Regions from separate parts of the Mus musculus genome. Here region 1 is linked to region 2. A link is a loop called in an ENCODE intact Hi-C map of the cell type or tissue named here. Cell type or tissue: left cerebral cortex. All regions are shown on one strand.

Evidence for each region. A loop is a pair of places that touch in the nucleus more often than their neighbours do. Peaks named below come from ENCODE experiments on the same cell type or tissue, not always from the same donor. Only the 100,000 strongest peaks of a DNase experiment are listed, where the experiment ranks them.
Region 1: a loop joins it to region 2, with 3 times the contacts of the local background. A loop is called at or near these places in 2 of 42 quality-filtered maps.

The regions. Positions count from the first base shown.
Region 1 is chr8:15,985,508-15,993,507 of GRCm38, reverse strand. Csmd1 (CUB and Sushi multiple domains 1) reads left to right here. Exons shown (of 70, transcript NM_053171.2): 47 at 726-914; 48 at 4,290-4,436. Among named protein-coding and RNA genes, the nearest start is that of Gm46073, 56 kb to the right of the region's middle. In left cerebral cortex, no CTCF peak of the experiment used is centred here; DNase peaks (open chromatin) are centred at 809 and 3,089; H3K27ac peaks cover 92 bases.
Region 2 is chr8:16,045,979-16,053,978 of GRCm38, reverse strand. The region is part of intron 37 of Csmd1 (CUB and Sushi multiple domains 1); the gene reads left to right. Among named protein-coding and RNA genes, the nearest start is that of Gm46073, 120 kb to the right of the region's middle. In left cerebral cortex, no CTCF peak of the experiment used is centred here; DNase peaks (open chromatin) are centred at 2,324 and 3,224; H3K27ac peaks cover 1,982 bases.

The DNA of each region.
Region 1 (8,000 bases), 60 kb after region 2:
TTTTTGTAAGTAACATACAATCAACTCATTAAAACGGGCAAACTCACCAAATAAGATACACATCTTGGACAAAAGCTCTGGGCGAAGTTGGTTACTGATATGCCTAAACTGTGAGTAACACTGGTGTGTCACTTTCTTTTTATATGCTATGACTGATCAGTGTCCCTTAGTAGCTCTGTAAGCAAAGCATTCCTGTAATGTAATTTAACTTAGCAATGAGAGATAGCATTAAAGAAGTCTTTTGGTGATTTTACATTTTTTTTAATTAGCCTGGAAGTAGCTGGATCAAAATTGAAGGATGAGGAGAAAAAAAAAATCACAACTTGAAATATCTGTTATTTCAATAAAAGAATTTTTACTTTAGAAATCACCAATCCTGCTGAAAACTGTGGCAAACAGTGCAGGTGTGTGTGGGAGTGTTGAACAATGTTTCTGAAATTTGCTTCATACTTAAATAGTCACATGGTCACATCAAATATTTAGATTTTATTTATCCAAGTACAGCAAGGGTTGGAATAAAAATATTTTTTTCTTATACAAAAAGCTACATCTTGTTGTATTGTATTGAAGATGGGCTTTCTGTCTTTCTTTTTGCATTGGAGTAGATTGGAGGTGTCTGTGTCCTGTATTAAACGTAGTCAGAGCTCAGTAGACTGTCTTCCATCCCATCAATGTTTGTATTCATTGTATTAATGCAGACCTCTATCCATCTCTTTTCTCTCTAGCACAATGCCCAGCAAATGAAGTGCGAACAGAGTCTTCTGGGGTGATTCTCAGTCCCGGGTACCCAGGCAACTATTTTAACTCCCAGACATGTGCTTGGAGTATTAAAGTGGAGCCAAACTTCAACATCACACTCTTTGTGGACACATTCCAAAGTGAAAAGCAATTTGATGCACTGGAAGTGTTTGATGGTAAGCCCCAGATTTTCAGGGTACCACAGGGCAATTAAGTGTTCTAGAAGACTTTTAGTGCTCCAAATGTCTATTTTACTCAAGATGCATGAAATGAATAGCTCATATGGATATTGAAGTGGTAAATGTCGCACCTGTCTTTACAGAGCTGCTTTATATAATAAAATCAAATGAATTTGATGCCCAATGGTGCTACTTTCAATACCACTGTTCTGGTTTTATACAGTGGTTCTAATGAGCACCTTAATGCAGCAGTGGCTGGATCATCAACTGAGGTGGATCTAAGGCCAGTGTTTTCTTTGTATAGGAGATACATCATGCCCAAGCAGAGCAGAGCCAAACCCATGTGTGGCCAAGAACAGAGAGTTTTCTCAGGTTTTATGGATTTGTCAGATAAAGCACAATGTATTCAGTGATAAGAACTGCTTTAATTGATCTTGTGTGTTTATGTGAGTCTCACTAGTTAGATGGACCATGAATGATAAATAAATCACTGTGCAGAGTGACCCCAGGAGTCAAGTTGTGAGGATTGTTATATTGCACATGAAACTCTAGCATTATATATAGAAACAAATGGCACACACAAAGAAAAGCAGCCCACACAAAGCTTTTGTCTCTGTGTTTGTACAAGTGTATATTTCTATTTGAATCATAAGTAAGTATTAAGATGTGAGTTGTTTCAAGCTTAGGCACATCTTCTCCTTTGTTTGAATTAGAATATAGAAGGCAATACTTTCATGCTTCTAGTTTTCAGAAACAACATCCTTACAAATAGATTTTTTTTCCCTAATTGCTGATAGCCTGGTGCTTTCTAAATCATGACTAGACCATGATCAAGATCAAAAACTAGGGAGTAGCCCAGAACACAATACAAGCACTTTCTGTCTGGTTAGAAGTGGCTCATGGCTTGCATCACTCTGCTTTCAAATATACACATCTTTTATAAAGAGAAAGGTCACAGTTTTGTATTCAGAACTTCTGCAAGTGATGGCATTTCCTATGCACTGTGTTTATTTTATCTTGGCAACATTGGTGCTAGCCTATATTTTATGAGCTAAGAAGAAGTAAGCTGAGCATACCAGCTGTATGCACCATTTCCTTAGTGTATACTTTCAATAGTGCAGATATGGATTCTCCTCACTTTCCTAATTGTCAGAACTCAGTGAAGAACAGTGTCTGATCTCCAGTTGTGATTGGCTGCTGAGACCACTGGCTATCCTGGCAAACTTACCTGCACATCTCTTTTCTAGGATATTGTTATAGATGCTACAAAGAGGCATGCTTTCCAGAATATGCCTAAATACCATGATCTAGACAGAGATCAGACCAAGAATAGTAAGGGATTTGGTGGGAGATTAGCAACTCTTGAAAATGCACTCTTGTGTTCTGTCGGTAAAAATGGCATTTCAAGTATGGCAAGCTCAGGATAGTTAATTCCTCTGTGGCATATTATTTCAGAGGGTCTTGATCTTGTTTAACAGCCATAAGAAGACCTCACACAGCTCATGTTCAGCCATCTTCCACATGAAGCAGGGTCACTCTTTTGTAGGACATAGACAGTAGACTTTGCAGACAGTCTTTGGGCACCATCTTTCATAACAAGAAGAATCATTTCTAGGGATGTCCACACAAACTTCCACATTTTTTACTTTGTTGTTTTCCTCATGTATTCTTGTGATTGCTATTACCAGGACCCTTTTAATGTTTACACACAGAGAATAATTTCTTAGACTTGAAGAGTGAGAGTCTAGGACTAAACAGTGGGGAAGCTGTGTCTCTGAGGCTCTTTTTGGCATGTAGGTGTATCCTCTTCATGTGGTCATATGGTTTTTGGTTTTTTTTTTCTGTGTATCTGTGTTCTGATCACTTCTTCTTAAGACATGCTATTCATGGTGGAGTCAAGGCCCACCCCTGAAAACTCATTTCAAAGTAGCTCTCTCTATATAGAGCACATGTCCAAGGTCAATCACTCTCTGAGTTATTGAAGGCAGGAATTTAATGCATGTTTGTGCAGAGTCCAACAGAGCCTTGAATAGCTTTATCCATGATAAGTCCCTAACAGTGATTTGGGCGTAAGAGGAAGTGAAGCTGTGACCTGTCAGTATTTTCCATGAATGGAATGGAGGGTGCCCCTCCCCTTGCCCTGATAAGTTTAGATTATGAATAGCCACAGAAGGCCCATTCTCCCATTCTCTCACACATTTCCCCACGCGTGAACTTGTGAAATGTGGAAAAGTGAGTAATGATTTTAAGACAAGGGGATGCATCCACAATAGAAAAGGAACAGGGCATAACTCCTGTTTCTTGAAGCTGCTTTCTCTCCCAAGTGACATGAAGATGCAGTCACTGCATGGTACACAGGGCATTTAATCATTTTGCTGTATAAACATTTTGAGAACTTTCAGGTCTATAGAATAACGATATATGTCAATGATAACTTTAAAATTATTTTCATACTTCCTGGATCTATAGTTGCTTTTTTATAGACACACAGAGACTCATTGAGACTGTCTACTCACGCATAGCCCCCTGCTAGTTCTAATGGGGATACTTGTAGTCTAAGGAAAGAGAAGTGGGTCGTTGTTATGAATGTGACCATCATTTCTCCTTTATCTCTGTTCTCATCCATCCATCTACTCTGCATCTATCAATCCATCTACTCCCCACCAGCCCATCCATCATCTCTCTGCACACATATTTCTTATATGGCACACATTTGACTGCTTGTGAATTACTCTGATACTAATCTACAATGGGTACTTTCATATGTTACTCTTGGACTTATCTATATGAATATATATATATATGTGTGTACTTTACTAATTTTAGATACTGTATAAATTTAATTTCTCCTCATGATATTTCCAATACTTAAAGAAAGTTTTCGTCCAAAGTTTATCATGAACAATAATATTGGAATATGTTTGCCATGTAAGTAACTTTTGTACCTATGTGCGAGAGTTGATGAAATTAAAACTTCAGATTTACTGTGTATCATCAAGTTGTTCCCCAAAGCGATTGACTGTACTTATACACCACTGACATTGCAAGAAAGATTCTCGTTTTCCATATGTGTAGTATATTATCCATTATAATAGTAAAAGGATATTCTCATGTTGAAATGTCATTGTTTCACTGATGTATTTCATTCATTTCCATAATAAGTCACTAGTAACTTATGTACTTGAGTCCCCTACTCCTTCCCCACATTGTTTCATTACCACGGAATGTATTTATTATTATTTTCATTTGAATATTTTTTTCACTTTGAAAATAAATGTCTATTGTACATTTGCATACGTGTTTAATCAACAGCTAAGAAAGATCTGCATCTGTAGGTGCCCACATCTGAAAGTTTTCTTTTTTTTTTTTTAGGTTCTTCTGGACAAAGTCCTCTGTTAGTGGTCTTAAGTGGGAACCACACTGAACAGTCCAATTTTACCAGCAGAAGTAACCATCTGTACCTGCGCTGGTCCACAGACCATGCAACCAGCAAGAAAGGATTCAAGATTCGCTATGCAGGTGAATAGGTGGGCCTGGACATCAGCTGGAATGGCTTTCAGTACCACTTTCATCTTAACACTAGGTCTAGGTTATGGTGAAGTTCTGACTTCTGACAACTAAAAGCCAGCAAGAAGAACATAGTGGAAGAAATACTTGAAGTGAGAGCCCTAAACTATGAGAAAACTTGATTAATATGTTATAATTTACTGATTAAAGAGTAAATATTAAAATTTTATACCATGGATAATAAAGACATTTGCCCCAAATTACAGTAATATAGCCAAAATTAGCATTAACACTGGGAACAAATGAGAGTTGATTATACTGCCATAAATTGTATAAACAGTAATTACAGTTGTCCTTAGTAAGTCACTCTATCTATTGCATTCTATATACTTATCTTTACATATGCCTATACTTTATATACTAGTCTATGTTTTATATAAACATTTACATTATAAGTTTGCATTTGGCATACATACATGCATGTGTAGTTCTATTTCAAAATTGGAGTTATTTTATCCTTTCTCCTTATTTATTAATCATTGTCTATAAGTAGATATTTGTATTAAACTAATTAAATCTCCCAGTACATCAATGAAGTGTTAAGCTCTAGTACAGGTTTCAATGTAGTCTGATCTACACCAGTGTTTCTATTGTCCCCATGAGAGCATAGGGGAACTTCATTCCTGGGAACAGTTCACTTATGAACCACAGCCCTCTGAGCTCCTCCCAGTCAGTGGTAAGTGGGGTTGTCCTTGATATCTCTCTTCCTTGGAATGGTAGCATCTAGCACACTAGATGCAGGGTCTTCTGAAAGACTTTTTTAATCCCCATTGGCAATGTATGTTTTCAGGGTGGAGATCAGCCCAAGGGGACAAAGTGAGTGTTGGGGGCTGAAATCTTCTAGCCTTCTCTAGTTGAAAGAGATTAGAAAACCTCACCAGCAGCCAGTCTTTGGGACTTGTGGTGTTAAGACAACAATGGGCAGGGGATTCGGACATTTTTCCCTTCAAAGTGTGCTAAAGATGTGCTCAGGTCTGTGCCACAGTCCCTGAGCAGGGATTGGACTCACACAGCCTGGTTCTGAAGAATGGATGCTCAGACTTTTCAGGTTTAAAATTCCTACTCTATTGTCTGTTAGTTCATCCAGAGATAAGCTAGAAATCTCTAGCCTATAATATATGATGCACAAGACCATATCCTTCCCATTTGCACATTGCATTTGCCTGGCCCACATGCTGTGGGTCAACCCAATATGAGCCTGGGCTTTGTGCTTTATGACTGGGGAGAAGGTTGTTCAGAAAAGGAACCTGGGCTTCCCAGCTCTGAACTCTCGTTGTATTGTTCTTTTCACGTATTGACAGGCAATCATAGGGTTTTGTAATATAATAAAGCAGATTTGTAAAGACAAGATAATTATATTCCACTAAATATATTAATAGGATGTAAGACCGTTCAGCCGTCCAAATACTGCCTCTGTTATGTGGAAGATTATGGCTTTGAAACTAACCTGTTTGGGCTAGAGAGACTGCTCGGTGATTAAAAGCACTTTCACGTCTCACAGGGGACACAGGTTTGGTTTCCGGTATTCTCAAGGCCCACAACTGCCTGTAACTCCAGTTCCTGGTTTCTGATCACTGAGGGTACTTGCCTTCATATATAAAATGCATGTGTGTGTGTGTGTGTGTGTGTGTGTGTGTGTGTGTGAGAGAGAGAGAGAGAGACAGAGACAGAGACAGAGACAGACAGACAGACAGACAGACAGAGAGACAGAGAGACAGAGAGACAGAGACAGAGACAGAGACAGAGACAGAGACAGAGACAGAGACAGAGACAGAGACAGAATTAATACTTGAAAGCTGGAGAGATGGCTCATCAACTATAAACATTTGGGGATCTTTCTTATAGAGCATCCTGGTTTGTTTCCCAGTACCCACATGGTGCCTTATAGTCATTTTCAACTCTAGTTCCAGAAGATCTAACTCCCTGTTTCTGGCCCCCCAAGCAAACCAAACGCATGTGTAATACACAGACATACATGCATGCAAAACACACATACACATAAAAGAGATAAAATTTAAATAAATGAATAAAAACTAATAGCCATATCTAAGTTTAAAAATGTCTCCTAGCAGAATTGGATACTTGTTGAATTTTATGAATTTTCTATTGTAACATAAAATTCTACATTTTCTTTTTCTTTTTTTTTTAACTGTATGAGAAAAGTATTTATTTTTAATAAAAGGAAAATAATAAATAAGTAAATCAATAAAATAACCATGGAATCTAGTAGTAGTAGCATTTTAAAATGGGACTTATTGTTTACTAATGTATTAAAATCTGACCTGTCCAGCAGGTCCAGTTATTCGAGGGTCTCAAGGGGACCTTCTCCTAAGAACCAAATGGGGGGAGGGAGAGACAAGAACCAAGTGCAATGATTAGCAGTCTGATTAGCATCAAGGTCTCACTGTATTCAGCAAGGCTCAAGCCTTAAATGCACAAGCAAAAGGGGAAGTACTTCTCAGCAGAAGGGATGGGGTAGCGGAAATTTTTCTTTTGGTGACCTCACGGGGAAGCAGGAACTTGGTGGTATCGGGTACATCTTGTGGTCAGGACATCCAGTTCTGACTTAGGGCTGGAACAATCTGGTTGTTCCTGGAGCGGTGTGTCGGTGGCTCGCTTTTGACCCCCTTTTCTTCTGGTAGGGGGCGGGGAAGGTCCAATTCAGAGATCAGGACAATTGTGTTGTCTTTATAGCTCCCAACAAAAATCTAGAGCATAATGACAAGTTCTTATGCCTGAAAGCTTTTTTTTATTGGATATTTTCTTTATTTATATTTCAAATATTTCCCCCTTTCCATCTCTCCCCTTCAGAACCCCCCTATCCCATTCCCTCTCCCCCTGCCTCTATGAGAGTGCTCCCCTACCCACCCACTCCTTTAAGTTCTACATTTTCAATGTTTGAGCAAATAGTTTACCCAAATCTCATGTATTATATAAAAAAAATTTATATATGTATCAAATCATACTCCATCAGACCACTATACAAAATGTTCTTGTTCATGATTGAAATGTTCATGTTCTTGATTGAAAAAAAAATGTTCAATGCCTGTTTTCTTTTTTTAATCATTCCTTTCTTAAAATGTAGAGAATGTTGAGGTTATAAATGTGGTGTCCTGAGCAAGGCCATATCACTTCTTACCCTTGTCTTTATGAATGGCAGCCTGAGGGTAGCATGTGGGGTGGGTGCCTGCTATGAAGATTGGTCACTTCCTGGCCTTGCTGTAGTCAGCACCCTGCCTAGTGTTGAAACACAGCAGAGGGCTGGAGATTCACAAGGAAACCCTGTGGAACTCATAAATGCTTACTTAGCCCAGAAGCTCAGAATACCCAAGATACAATTCACAAACCACATGAAACTCAAGAAGAAGGAAGATCAAAATGTGGATACTTTGATCCTTCTTAAAAGGGAGAATAAAATACCCATGGAAGGAGTTGCAGAGACAAAGTGTGAAGCAGAGACTGAAGGAATGACCATCTAGAGACTACCCCACCTGGGGATCCATCCCATAGAGTCAC
Region 2 (8,000 bases):
CTTGCTAGTGTATGCAATGGTGTCAGCGTTTGGAAGCTGATTATGGGATGGATCCCCAGATATGGCAGTCTCTAGATGGTCCATCCTTTTGTCACAGCTCCAGACTTTGTCTCTGTAACTCCTTCCATGGGTGTTTTGTTCCCAATTCTAAGAAGGGGCAAAGTGTCCACACTTTGGTCTTCATTCTTCTTGAGTTTCATGCATTTAGCAAATTGATACTCTGTTTTAAATGCAATATCACTTAATTATTTTAACATGCAAATGTGTTTTGGTTTTACAAATGTAGGAACTGCTCTGAGTCTTCTATTACTGCACAGGAGACATAGGGTAGTTGAAACCTTACTTACCAAGGGTTTACCAATTCTTGGGAATCTCCAAGTATGGTGGTTAATCTTGGTTGTCAACTAGATGGGATCAAGAAACACTTGGACCATGGGCCTCTGGGCATGTCTGTTCTGGTGGTGTCTTTATAGGGAGCAGAGATCTGAGATTCCTATTTTGATTACTTATAGATCTAACTTATTATTTAAAAATGTAAATAAGCTGGCTATGATGGACACTTGTGATCCCAGCCTTCATAGCTACAGATAAGAGGGACCAGGAGTCTAAAACCTTCCTTTGCTACATAGAGAATTTAAAGCCAACCAGGAATACATATGACCCTAACTCATAAACAATAGTGAAAAATTAAGTAATTGAAAAGTTACATTTATATTCATAAACATCAAACTATATTTAAAGAGTGAAAAATATATTTAAAACCTAATACTTTTATTGTATTACTGTACTACCAAGTTATTAACTAGTTAAGTAGCAAGCAAGCACAGTCAAATTATTTGTCTTGAAGTTCTGGTAAGAACTGAAAATGTCTTAAATATGCTCATGGGAAATTAAGTAATGTCAGAATCCAGTGTGCCATATTATTAAATGTATTGTTCTGATATGAATGTTATTCATCACCAGGAGTTTTTAGTAACATAGATGCTTGCATTTTAGGAAAGCACATCATGGCTCCTCAGATCTTGAGGACTATAAATAGCACATGTACAAATTGCCAATGATCAAAATATGCATTTTAAGTACACAGTACCACGGTTTCTGTGTATAATACCTCACTGTAAATCGTGGGTCAGGAATTCACATTTAGGGAAAGTATGCTAAGTTGTGTTAACAGCAGGAAAGATTTCATGGGTGGCTGGAGATAAGAAGGCACATTGGAGATATATATATATATATATATATATATATATATATATATATATATATATAGAGAGAGAGAGAGAGAGAGAGAGAGAGAGATGATAGATGCTGAATCCTTCGTGTGGTGGTTTGAATGAGGTATCTCCCATAGTCTGAGCACTTGAATACTTGGTCATTAGTGGGTGGCATTGGGGAAGGCTTAGGAGGTATGTCCCTGCTGAAGGACATATGTCACTGGGGGGAGGGTTTTAAGATTTCAAAAGACTCTTGCCATTTCAAGTTTGTTGTTTCTTTCTGGTGCTTTTTCTGTTTGCTTTTGGGAATGTGAGTTCTCAGCCTTTGCTGTTGATGTCGCCGCCATCATATCTGGCTGCTGCTATGCTTGACTTCCCCATGTGATAGTGATGCACTCTCATTCCTCTGAATCCATAAGCCTGAACAAAGCTTTTCTTCTATTAATTGCCTTGGTCATGGTGTTTTATCACAGCTTTAGAAAGGTAACTAATGCAATAGACTAACCAAAGTACTAATAAATAAAAACAACAGGCATGCCAGATATTATGTTATAAGACATTAGAATAACATAAATTAATTGGAATTCCAGATAATTTTAATGAATTATCTTACTTCACTGAATATACCTGTCTAGCCAATTGGTCTATGGGAGTTAAGGATTTCACTTAAATCCAAATATCTTAGAGTTGTTTACTTTTATTTAAATAAAGCAAGAAGCATCATGAATACGGAGTTTTATTCAGCTTATATTAAATCCACATATCAGATATCTACATTTTATTTGCGGTTTTCCCCTATTAATATAACATATCCCAATGGAAATATGTCAAGACTGTGGTTTCAGACAAAGCCTGGCCCTCTTATTCAGAATCCCTGACAGGGCAGTGAGCGCCCACGTGGGTAGATTTATTTTTGTGTAATTGAGGAAAAGTTCAAGTGTACTGTTTGACATTTAACAACCCTAGCTGAGTCTAATGGTTTGACTGTTCTGAACCAGCTGTCGCTCTAGTAAGCTTAAGTGGAGCGATTCCGGAATTTGTGATGGATCTAGCTCCATGGCGAGGACAGCTGGCAAGGCTGTATTTTTAGCCATCTTCCCCTTTTATGCATCAGTGTGACAAATTTAACCAGCACGCCCACCTAGTGGCCCTGTGGAAAGTAGGAAAGTAGGATGCTTCGTTTTCTCCTACAAAGTGGGGCTATGTTCAGATGTATGTCTTTGGCAACTGCAAAGTTGTTCATTTCAGTTCATTTGCTAAAGCATTGTCACTGAAGAACACTCAGTTTCATAGCATCAGCTCTTTAATCTTACAAGATGGGAGTTCATTATTTAGCAGGAAGAGAGATTTTTCAGGTAGTGACTGTGATTCTTTAGGCCAAATTTGTCACCTCTTTATATACTATTAAATAACAGTTGTAGACTACTCTGCCCCATGTGGTGTGCTTCATGATAGATGTATACTAATTGTTTATACCAGTGTTGATTATTATGACACAGCATCACAGGCTCATTTCTCACAATTCTGGGGCTAGTAGTCTAAGGTCACGGTATTGACAGTCTTCCGTTGAAGACCTATGTGTTAGGCTTTCAGGTTCTGTGCAGGGCTTTCATAGTAAATTTCCTTGCTATAATAGCACTGACCCTATTGTGAGGACCCATGATATTCTGAACCAACTGTAGTCCTCTTCCAAAGGGCCCAATTTTACATCACATGAGGTGTTAAAAATTGTCAACCTATAAACTTTAAACAGACAGATACTCATCCCATAACAATAGAAAACAAGAAAAGAGGAAGAAGAAAGAAAAGGAGGAGGAAGAAGAGGGACAAGGGAAGGAGAAGGAAGAGGAGAACATGTTTGCCTCCATAGGTTCTTGATTGGAAATTGAGGAAGGTGATGTGACAACAACTGTAACTTCAACATAAAAGTAGAACACTGCTGTGGAGCTTGGTGACTCATTACTTAATGCCACTTGGCTTTGGATGTACACAAACTTTACCTGAATACATCACTAACCATGGCTCCACAGATGACGTTATTGGGCCAATGAGTGCTTCCCAAGTACTGTGCAAAGTCCACATGGGTCCTGAAAGCTTGGAAACCCAGGGTTGAATAAGGTGAGAAAAGGTCTGTCTGTGATCTGTGCATCACTCCTTTTTGTCATTAAAATGTTGCTATTCTCTGTGGCCCTTCAAGGGAGATAGATTACTCAACTTCTTTTATGGATGCTAGAAACACAATCTCTAGACTTTACAGAAGGCTGAGATCTAAACCCTGGAAGAAATAAAAGCAGTATTTCTTACTTGTGTCAATACTGAAAACATGTGGGCTCTTGGGCCCACATGGTACTCTAAACTGCCGCAGACCCTCTGGGTCCCTGTGTCGCGTGGAACGGGGTCTCTTGAAGCGGGTGGGCAAAGCGTGGATGAGCGACAAACAGACACACACACAGGAGAGTTCGTGTGGAATCTGAGTGTAATTTTTCAAATGGAACATCAGACTTTTTATGCAGAAGACAACAACGTAGTTGGGTGACATACCCGCAAGGTACAAATGAAGTAACCGGATGCTTAATGACTCTTACACAGAACAGAGGAATGAAAACGCAAAGACTGGCAGGAACTGGGCAATAAAATAACTGAGCCAGAGTCAGCCCTATCTAAGGTCAGCTATAGTCTTAGAAGCCAGGTGTGAGAACTTTTCACTCCTAGGTCAAGGGCTTTCACACCCAAGTCATGGTTCTAACTAGGGAGTTCCATTCTAGCTAACCATCTCATGAATAATGCAATTCTCTAAAACCACAGCCGGATCTACTTCCTAAACCATTGTAAATTCCTGTATATAGGTGTAACTCAGCTATAATTCTAAATATCTATTCTGGTTTCTCCTACGGTCAGAAACTTCTTTCTTCCTTAGTGATGGTAAATTCCTGTGAAGGGCAGTGACCTAACTTTTACTCAAAGAGATAGTGTAATACCTGGGGCAGTACTGAATTCCAAGCTCAAGGTCTTGCTAAGGACGAACTAGGACTGTTGGAACACTGGCAGACGGCTTTAGCTATGTCAGAATTCAATCTTAAAAGGCACTTATGATAGGAAAATATTGAAAGAGAGCACGTGGATCCATACACTAGACTAACTCGGGAATGGAACGTGGGAATGAAAAATTACTGTATGGGTAGGGAACGCTAGACTCCAGGAGGAGAGCTTCCTTGAAACTCTTTTGCCTCATGAGTGACTTTTAAGCCTCTCGGCTTGTCCAGTTGACTCGACCAGAGAGCGTAGCACTAGACAATCAATAAAACAATAGTTTCTCTTAAGGTACGTTATTTTAACAATGGAATTTATAAATACCTTGGTTCTATATATTTTGCTTTTTAAAGATTGTGGTTTTAAGAGTCTATGTATACAGAGTGACACTTACATCTGTGTGATTATATTACTCATCTTTCTCTTCCTCTGTGGAACCTACCCAGATTCTCCTAAGTCAAGTTCAGACTTCTTTTGAGGTCCATTTACCAGCACATGGTCACAAACTTTATGCAACGTTTTAAAGTGAGATTGTGGTAGTTTGAGTGAAAATGGCCCCCATATGATCATAGTAGTATCCTTTAAAAGGAATAGGAGGTATGGCCTTCTTGGAGTGGGTGTGGCCTAACTGGAGAAGTGTTCCACTCGGGTTAGACTTTGAGGTTTCTGAGCTCAGGCCAGGTCCAGTCTCTCTCTCTCTCTCTCTCTCTCTCTCTCTCTCTCTCTCTCTCTCTCTCTCTCTCTCTCTCTCTTTGCTGGAGCCTGTGTCCAATTGCAGACCTCTCGGCTCTGCCTCCAACATATACCTGCCTGCATGTGCTATGATTGGCTCCTTCTCCAGCATCATGGCTACCTGCATGTGCTGTGCTTTTCACCATGATGAAAATGGACTGAACCTCTAAACATATAAGCCAACCCCAGTTAAATATTTTTCTTTATAAGTATTGCCATGGTCATGATGCCTCTTCACTGCAATAGAAACCCTAAGTTTTATCACGGGTCATCAGCAAAACTTCTGTTTTAAGATACACAAAGCTGACATGGATTCAATGAGAAGAAATTTTCAACAGGCATGGTGATATGTACCTGACATCCCAGCATTTGAGAGGCTGAAGCAGAAGGATTAAGAGGTCTAAGCCAAGCTTATATACAGAGCAATTGAACCTGCCTCAAAGAAACTTATAAAACTCATAAATTTGAATTCATGTCTATTTGTATTATACAGAAGAACTATTGTTTAATCATAAATGTTGTATTCTTTAGAAAAGTGCTACATCTCATAAGCATTTGTCAGCTGCAAATATCATCAATCTAAAATGCATGAGATACCTCTAACCTAGTACCAGCTGCCCCCCGTCCTGACCTGTAGCAACTAGAAGCTTTGCAACTTCACAATAAATTGTTTTACCCTATATCACCAGTCAAGGGAAAAAATCAAAATTAAATTTGAATGTATGTTGGTTACTACCTCATGAAGCTAAAAATGTCTCTATTTTGAAACACTGCCAATAAGAAACATTTGTGTTTATGATACAGCATGGTTAACTTTTGTTTTTCTTTTCAAAATTAACAAATAACCTTTTCTGTCTACATAGTGTAGCGTTAACCTACCCATGTATTGAATTGGTGTGTGTATCCTAATTAGCTTGAATTGTCCAGTTGGCATGATCTAGAGCAGTGATTCTCAACCTGTGGGTCTCAACCCATTTTGTGTAGAACAACCTTTTCATAGGTGTCCTCTAAGACCACATGCATATCAGATATTTGCATTACAATTCATAACAGTAGCAAAATTGCCCGGGCTACCTTGCCAGCAGAGTCTTGCCCAACACCCGCAAGGGCCCACACGGGACTCCCCACGGGATCCTAAGACCTCTGGTGAGTGGAACACAGCGCCTGCCCCAATCCAATCGCGTGGAACCTGAGACTGTGGTACATAGGGAAGCAGGCTACCCGGGCCTGATCTGGGGCACAAGTCCCTTCCGCTCGACTCGAGCCCCGGGCTACCTTGCCAGCTGAGTCGCCTGACACCCGCAAGGGCCCACACAGGATTCCACACGTGATCCTAAGACCTCTAGTGAGTGGAACACAACTTCTGCCAGGAGTCTGGTTCGAACACCAGATATCTGGGCACCTGCCTTGCAAGAAGAGAGCTTGCCTGCAGAGAATACTCTGCCCACTGAAACTAAGGAGAGTGCTACCCTCCAGGTCTGCTTATAGAGGCTAACAGAGTCACCTGAAGAACAAGCTCTTAACAGTGACAACTAAAACAGCTAGCTTCAGAGATTACCAGATGGCGAAAGGCAAACGTAAGAATCCTACTAACAGAAATCAAGACCACTCACCATCATCAGAACTCAGCACTCCCACCCCACCTAGTCCTGGGCACCCGAACACAACCGAAAATCTAGACCCAGATTTAAAAACATTTCTCATGATGATGATAGAGGACATCAAGAAGGACTTTCATAAGTCACTTAAAGAATTACAGGAGAGCACTGCTAAAGAGTTACAGGCCCTTAAAGAAAAGCAGGAAAACACAGCCAAACAGGTAGAAATCATTAACGAAAAACAGGAAAACACATCCAAACAGGTGATGGAAATGAACAAAACCATACTAGAACTAAAAGGGGAAGTAGACACAATAAAGAAAACCCAAAGCGAGGCAACGCTGGAGATAGAAACCCTAGGTAAGAGATCTGGAACCATAGATGCGAGCATCAGCAACAGAATACAAGAAATGGAAGAGAGAATCTCAGGTGCAGAAGATTCCATAGAGAACATTGACACAACAGTCAAAGAAAATACAAAATGCAAAAGGATCCTAACTCAAAACATCCAGGTAATCCAGGACACAATGAGAAGACCAAACCTACGGATAATAGGAATTGATGAGAATGAAGATTTTCAACTTAAAGGGCCAGCTAATATCTTCAACAAAATAATAGAAGAAAACTTCCCAAACATAAAAAAAGAGATGCCCATGATCATACAAGAAGCCTACAGAACTCCAAATAGACTGGACCAAAAAAGAAATTCCTCCCGACACATAATAATCAGAACAACAAATGCACTAAATAAAGATAGAATATTAAAAGCAGTAAGGGAGAAAGGTCAAGTAACATATAAAGGAAGGCCTATCAGAATTACACCAGACTTTTCACCAGAGACTATGAAAGCCAGAAGAGCCTGGACAGATGTTATACAGACACTAAGAGAACACAAATGCCAGCCCAGGCTACTATACCCGGCCAAACTCTCAATTACCATAGATGGAGAAACCAAAGTATTCCACGACAAAACCAAATTCACACAATATCTTTCCACGAATCCAGCCCTTCAAAGGATAATAACAGAAAAGAAGCAATACAAGGACGGAAATCACGCCCTAGAACAACCAAGAAAGTAATCATTCAACAAACCAAAAAGAAGACAGCCACAAGACCAGAATGCCAACTCTAACAACAAAAATAAAAGGGAGCAACAATTACTTTTCCTTGATATCTCTTAATATCAATGGACTCAATTCCCCAATAAAAAGACATAGACTAACAGACTGGCTACACAAACAGGACCCAACATTCTGCTGCTTACAGGAAACCCATCTCAGGGAAAAAGACAGACACTACCTCAGAATGAAAGGCTGGAAAACAATTTTCCAAGCAAATGGACTGAAGAAACAGGCTGGAGTAGCCATTTTAATATCGGATAAAATCGACTTCCAACCCAAAGTTATCAAAAAAGACAAGGAGGGAC